Linked DNA regions of Homo sapiens: region 1 is linked to region 2. Evidence: read pairs that join two places in POLR2A ChIA-PET (ENCODE). Cell type or tissue: CD4-positive, alpha-beta T cell. All regions are shown on one strand. Links, peaks and the distances in the headings refer to the core of each region. The heading gives the core; the rest is flanking DNA.

Evidence for each region. Peaks named below come from ENCODE experiments on the same cell type or tissue, not always from the same donor. Only the 100,000 strongest peaks of a DNase experiment are listed, where the experiment ranks them.
Region 1: POLR2A ChIA-PET joins it to region 2 with 9 read pairs; 3 of 35 experiments call an interaction of 5 or more read pairs at or near these places.

The regions. Positions count from the first base shown.
Region 1 is chr10:63,701,317-63,705,439 of GRCh38, forward strand. No RefSeq gene overlaps it. Among named protein-coding and RNA genes, the nearest start is that of REEP3, 180 kb to the left of the region's middle. In CD4-positive, alpha-beta T cell, for the core only: no CTCF peak of the experiment used is centred there; a DNase peak (open chromatin) is centred at 1,955.
Region 2 is chr10:63,345,745-63,349,054 of GRCh38, forward strand. The region is part of intron 2 of JMJD1C (jumonji domain containing 1C); the gene reads right to left. Among named protein-coding and RNA genes, the nearest start is that of MIR1296, 26 kb to the right of the region's middle. In CD4-positive, alpha-beta T cell, for the core only: no CTCF peak of the experiment used is centred there; no DNase peak of the experiment used is centred there.

The DNA.
Region 1 (4,123 bases), core at 763-3,262, 360 kb after region 2:
AGATATCTTTTTTCTCCTGTACCAGTATATATTTCCTTGGCTTCAATAATTGGCATTTTTTTTTTTTTGAGATGGAGTCTCGCACTGTCACCCAGGCTGGAGTGCAGTGGCACAATCTTGGCTCAATGCAACCTCTGCCTCCTGGGTTCAAGCAATTCTCCTGCCTCAGCCTCCCAAGGTAGCTGAGATTACAGGTGCCCACCACCACACCTGGCTAATTTTTGTATTTTTAGTAGAGACAAGGTTTCCCCATGTTGGCCAGGCTGGTCTTGAACTCCTGACATCAAGTGTTCCACCTGCCTTGGCCTCCCAAAGTGCTGGGATTACAGGTATGAGCCACCGCACCTCGCCGGCAATTTTTATATAATGTTTTTCATTTTTATGCTGGAGCCCACCTCACTTTTTCCAAGTCCTTCTTACATGTTGCTCATTATAAGGCCCTTATGAAGAATTTGAAAGTGGAAAGTGTTCTTCCAGGTCATCTCTGATCTAACCCCTTATTTTATGTTGAGAAAACAAAGGCCCAGAGAGTTTAAAATGTCACTGCCGGTCATAGCCAAGGGTGAGCTAGAACTGATGCGTCTCAATTTCCAGCCCAATGACTGTTTCTCTGCTATAGCACAGTAATATTTATGGACATATCACATAAAACATATCTATTTATATAAGTATAAGCATAAGAATATTTATGTTTGGTTTACATTCTCTTACAGAAAGGTAGAGAAATTCAGGTATATATTTTTTCTCTTGAATGTCTTAGAGATTTGCATCTTTATGAATATTATTCATTGGTTGAAGAAAACATTGCTAAGTAAGTAGAAGATATGTATCCTGTTTCTTTAGAAGCCTATTTCATGCTGTGCCAAGGGGATAGAGTACAAGTGCTGGTTAATAATTTATAGTATATATTCATCTCCATTCCTCTTTGACTAAAATATTAATTCCCCATTGATCATCATTATTTGCTTTTTGCCCAGGCAATATGCAATGTGCAGAGAGTTTGATGAAAGGGTTATTTCCTAATCTCATCATGCCCCCTGTGCTCTGCCAGTAATTTACTGACTTTATTTACTTGTGGTAATGAGCACACCACGTAGAGTGTGCCAGCTGCTGGGATTGTCCTGGGTGCCTTCTTTCTAAGGCAGGATGATGTAAAAAGCACAGATGTTTTTCTAATTTAGCATCTGCAGCATGTGCTTGCATTTATATTACATTTTTCATGGAACAATGCAGGTGAATATATAATATAAAAAACCACACTGGGTGCAGTGGTGTGCGCCTGTAGTCCCAGCTACTCAGGAGGGTGAAGCCCAAGGATCCTTTGAGCCCAGATGCTTGAGACCAGTGTCTACAACATAGCAAAACCCCATCTCTAAAAAAATAAAAATAAAAAATCTCAGCTTGATTTAATAAAATGAGTTTATTTAAAATATCTCGAGAAGTGTTTGGAGGGTGTATGTGTATTTAGGCTTGTTTAAAAAAACAACAGGTCCTGGAAGATGGGGCATAGAACATTTGGTTTAATGGCTTAGAAATTGTATAATTCTAGAATTTGTATAATTTTTGTATATATAGATATTTTTGTATATATGCTTACACTGTGTGTACTATATATATATATATATAATTTGTGTAATTTTTCATAATTTATAATCCAGGCAACAGAAGAAATCTAGTATGTAAGCCATCCTTTACTATATATGCTAAAGGAGAGAGGCTTTTTATATTTGAATTGGTAACAAGGAAGTCAATCTGCAAATCATTCTTTGTTTATGTGAAGTGCAGTTTTCAACTTGTATTTGTCTAAGAATATCTGCCTTTCCAAAATGTGAGCATTTCCACTAGACTGTGAAGCCATGGGGGTAACTGATGAAGGAGGAACTAGCTCTTGTCCCACTTCCTCTTTGGGCTACTAGTTCATTCCCTTTCTATGCCTTGCTGAGTTGGGAATTGATTGCATCATCCTCACACCAGTAGACCTATGGGCTAGCTCCTCTCGCCCCTTCTCTTTCTGACTTTCATCTCTGCCTTCCTCTTTTTAAAAAATATAAACATTTCTGCTTTCATCTTCTCCCACTACCTCTTTAAAACCTTCTGCTAATATAAATGAACTCAAGAACTGCAAGAGCTCTTGGCACACTGAGTTTATGGGCTGCACCGCATGTCCATCACATACTCGTATTTTTTTCATAGTTGAGCCAATGGTATGACAACCATGGGGTGTTTGGTTGCTTATAACACACTTCAAGGACAGTGGATTCATATTACGATTGCTCTTGCTCAGATGGTGGCCCAGTTCTTCCTGAGGTAAATCTGTTTGAAGAGTCATCTAAGCAATTCCTGCATATTGGGGGCGAGGAGGAGACAGTCTTTGTGTTCTAGGCTCGAATATCGTAACTGCCCTACTTGGCAAGTCACCATTTAATATATCAATTCTTCATGTATATATGTATCAATTAGGATCTAGCAAAGAAATCAGAAACCACTTTAAGTATTTACAAGAGAAGAAATTCAATTTGGGTACAGGAATTGTTTACACAGGTGCTGGAGAAGCTGGAAGCCAAACGGGTTTATCAACAGAAAAAGAAGTGAAAGAGGTAAGGCCCCAGGAGCCAGGGTCAGCTGGCAGTGGCTAGAACCACGGCAGGCCTGCCCAGCAGGAGCTGAAGCCAGAGAAGGGACCTGTCTGTCACCTGAGAAACCATCCAAGGTGGAGGAGCTGTGGCTTCAGGCTTCTTCCCACTCCTCATCTCCTCTACACTCCCAAGCCTGCGCCTCACATTGCCCAATCACAGAGGGCAGCCAGTGACACTGGAGCTCAGGAAAGGCAACCTGTTGAGGTCAGCTCCTCGTTGAAGAACATATAGATCGGAGCTGGATGGTCAGTGAGGCGGGAGGGGAGGCATAGGAAATGGAAAGGAGAAGAATGGGTCATATTGTGAAGAGGCTCAAGACACACATAAAAGTCACCATCTGACCCTGAGTCTCTTGATCCCCATTACTGGTGAAATCTGAGTGCAGGTTTAGGAATCCAAGTGGGCAAGGATCACGAATCTGAAGGTTTTCCAGAGGCTCCCTGTGGTTCTTGGAGTACCTGTTTAAGCTCCCTTCTCTTTAGGACTTTCTGGTTTTTCTCCTCTTGCCAACTGCCTACACCACTACTTCCTTGTTTAAACTTTCCCTGCCATCACTGGTCAGAATTATATGGGTTTACCAGGGAAAACCTGAAACCTTCTTCAGCTAGCTCACAGCCTTGGTTGAAGGTTAGATTAATCAAGTCAAGGATGTTGATGTCTTCACAAGTGTTGCTTAAGCCTTAGAGGTGGGATCAGGTCTTCTTCAAACACCTGCACAGGAAATGATCCCTGAGTGCTATGCTGGGCTTTTTGCTCCACTGTCAAGCGCTCATCACATACCACCAAATATTTTAATTATGTGTTTAATGTCTTTGCAATTCTACTAAAATGTAGATTTCTTGAGGATAAAGCCTGTACCCTATGGAACTTTACATCCCAGAACACTGTGCTACTCAAATATTAGGTATTGAAGTTTTTGATCAATCGAGAGGTAGAGATCCATCAAACAGAAAAGATAAGCTCTAATCTCTGTGGTTTTGGGTAAATTAGTCTAAAGTCTCTGAGCCTTATTTTAATGATTTTTAAGATAGGATTTTAAAGCATTCTTCTGTGACCTGTTGTTTCAAGTACAACACAAGTAACTAGAGGGCAAGGACAATATCTTATGTTTTTATGTAGAGCATCTAGCACATTGTCCTGCACAAATAAGATGCTCAGTACATGTTTAGTGAGGAGCGCAAATAAGATGCTCAGTACATGTTTAGTGAAGAAAAATTGAAAACAAGATTGGCCAACCTGCAATGTGGATAAGCCTTTTTTTTTTTTTTTTTTTTTTTTTTGAGACAGAGTCTCACTCAGTTGACCAGGCTGGTGAAGTGCAGTGGTGCGATCTTGGCTCACTGCAACCTCCACCTCCTGGGTTCAAGCGATTCTCCTGCCTCGGCCTCCTGAGTAGCTGGGATTAGAGGCACATGCCACCACGCCTGGCTAATTTTTGTATTTTTAGTAGAGATGGGATTCACCATGTTGGCCAGGCTGGTCTTGAA
Region 2 (3,310 bases), core at 1-2,500:
CCTGAGTCTATGAATTTGCCCAAACTCAAAAAATTGTACATGGTAAAATAAATGAATTTTAGTGTACACACATTTTTATAAAACCAGTAATTTTTTTTTCCAGAAATCATACTCAAGTACTAAGTAAAGCACGGTCTTTAACTCAGTACTAATTAAAGGAGACAGGGAAAAAGGTACATACGGAATAAAAGGAAACAGACCCAACTCTTAACCGTGGTTAACTTTAAAAAAAATTAAAGATGATTTATTTTACTCCTTACGACTTTCTGTGTTTTTCACAAATCATGCAGCAGATATTTTTAAATCTTATAATCAGTAAATGGGGTCTCACTATCTTGCCCAGGCTGGAATGCAGTGGTGCAATTATAGAACACTACAGCCTTGAACTCCTGGCCTCAAGAGATTCTCCTAACTTAGTCACCCAAGTAGCTGGGACTACAGCTGTGTGCTACTCTGCCCACTGGGAAATGAATCATTTTTTTAAAGTGTGATTAGATACTACAAGATACAGAGATTTCTCTGAGTAGCTGAGAAGCAACTAAAATAAAGCCATGAAAAGGGGAAACATAAGATAAATGAAGAGGAGGCTCTAAAGCCTATGAGTGACACTAGTTTTGTTAAATCAAAATCTGGCCTGAAACAGCCCTAAAGCATACTTGGGTTCTTATGTATGAACTGCAACCTAACTTATTAGGTAAGCAAATTCTCACTTAGCAATATGCTTCTGTAACAATAGCTAAATCTCAGCCAACCACAGCAGCCATACTTCAACCACTCATGAATAACCAACTGTTCAAACCATGTTCATTTTGCCAAATAAAGCAAATAAACTATAACCAATTCACTTCTGTACCTCATATTTCCATTTTCTATACATCACTTTTCTTTTTCTGTCCGTAAATTCTCTAAGACCATGCAGCAGTACCACAGCCTCTCTGAATCTGCTCTAAGGGCTACCCAATTTGTGAATCATTTTTCCTTGCTCAGTTAAATTGTAAAATTTGTCTGAAAGTTTTTCTTTTAACAGTCTATTGGTCTATCTACTTGGCTACTATTTTTAAGAGACTTATCGTATCATTCAGTGTCATACCATAATTTAGCGCAACTAAAATATCATTTTAAAAGGCAGTTTTAAAGTTCATCTGCTAATGAGTAATACAGTTTTGGGAAAAAGTGAAAGTCCTAAAATTTCAGGACTTAGGTCCCCCTACACCCCCGGCCCTCCATGATACATATTTTCACACCAAAAGTAAAGTTGGCCCCTCAGGGATGACATTTTTAATGAGCTTTTACTATTCTGCAGTATAGAACAAATGAAAAGAATTTTTTTTTTTTTTTTTTTTTGAGACAGAGTCTCACTCTGTCACCCAGGCTGGAGTAGTGTCATGATCTCAGCTCACTGCAACCTCCACCTCCCAAGTTCAAGGAATTCTCCTGTCTCAGCCTCCCAAGTAGCTAAGATTACAGGTACCTGCCACCATGCTTGGCTAATTTTTGTATTTTTGTCAACTCCAACTTTATGCCTCCTTGTAAAAATTTTTCAATAAAGAAATTACGGGCCGGGTGTGGTGGCTCACGCCTGTAATCCCAGCACTTTGGGAGGCCGACGCGGGTGGATCACGAGGTCAGGAGTTCCAGACCAGCCTGCCCAGCATGGTGAAACCCCGACTCTAATAAAAAGACAAAAAAAATTAGCCAGGCATGGTGGCGCACGCCTGTAGTCCCAGCTACTTGGGAGGCTGAGGCAGGAGAATTGTTGAACCCAGCAGGTGGAAGTTGCAGTGAGCCAAGACTGCGCCACTGCACTCCAGCTTGGGCAACAGAGCGAGAGTCCATCTCAAAAAAAAAAAAAAAGAAAGAAAAGAAAAAGAAAAAAAGAAATTACAGGGCAGGCGTAGTGGCTCATGCCTGTAATCCCAGCACTTTGGGAGGCTGAGATGGGTAGATCACCTGAGATCAGGAGTTCAAGACCAGCTTGGCCAACGTGGTGAAACGCCCCCACCCTACTAAAAATACAAAAATCAGCCAGGCGTGGTGTGGGCACCTGTAATCCCAGCTACTCCGGCGGCGGAGGCAGGAGAATCTCTTCAACCCAGGGGGTGGAAGTTGCAGTGAGCTGAGATTGCACCACTGCCCTCCAGCCTAGGCAACAGAGCAAGACTCCATCTCAAAACAAGAGAAATTACCGCTGGGTGCAATAGATCATGCCTATAATCCCAGCATTTTGGAAGGCTAAGGCAGGCAGATCACTTGAGGTCAGGAGTTCGAGATCAGCCTGGACAACATGGTGAAATCCACCTCCACTTACTAAAAATACAAAAATTAGCCAGGTGTGGTGGCGCATGCTTGCAATCCCAGCTACTTGGTGGGAGGATCGCTTGAAACCAGGAGGCAGAGGTTGCAGTGAGCTGGGATCGCGCCATTGTACTCCAGCCTGGGGGACAGAGCGAGACTTCATCTCAAAAAAAAAAAAAAAAAGGCATTCAAATGTCATCAAGACATCAAAAAGTCCTGGCATTTGACCAGGGCAGATATCTTAAGCAGGTATCACTGAGTCAACTCTGAGAATTGATAAAGTCATCTCTCCAATCCATGAGACTATGAAGATATACTGGCTATCTGAACTAAAACTGGCTCTCAGTTTACACCATGACTAACAAGAAAGCTTTACATAATCCAGAGATATGATTCATTTCTACAAATAGTTTACTTGGTTAAATATAATGACATTGGGTCAGGATAGCTTAATCCTAGGTCTGCCATTCACAAACAGTAAATCCATATGCAGGTCGCCTATCTCATGAGTCAAGTCACCTTATCTGCAAAATGGAGATAATAAGGATGTTGTGAAGATTCAGGATGTTGTGATAAATTCATACAAAGGTGACTGATACTGTTTGGATGTCTGTCCTCTCCAAATCTCATATTGAAATTTGATCCCCATTGTTAGAGGTGGGGTCTAATTGGAGGTGTTTGGGTCATGGGGACGTATCCTTTGAATGGCTTGGTGTCCTTTTCAAGATAATGGGTGAGTTCTCACTCTATTAGTTCCCAGGAAAACTGATCACTAAAGAGAGTCTGGGCGGTGGCTCATGCCTGTAATCCCAGCACTTTGGGAGGCCAAGGCGGGTGGATCACCTCAGGTCAGGAGTTTGGGATCAGCCTGGCCAACATGGTGAAACCCCGTCTCTACTAAAAATACAAAAATTAGCCAGGCGTGGTGGCAGGTGCCTGTAATCCTAGCTACTTGGGAGGCAGAGGCAGGAGAATCACTTGAATCCAGAAGTCAGAGGTTGCAGTGAGCTGAGAT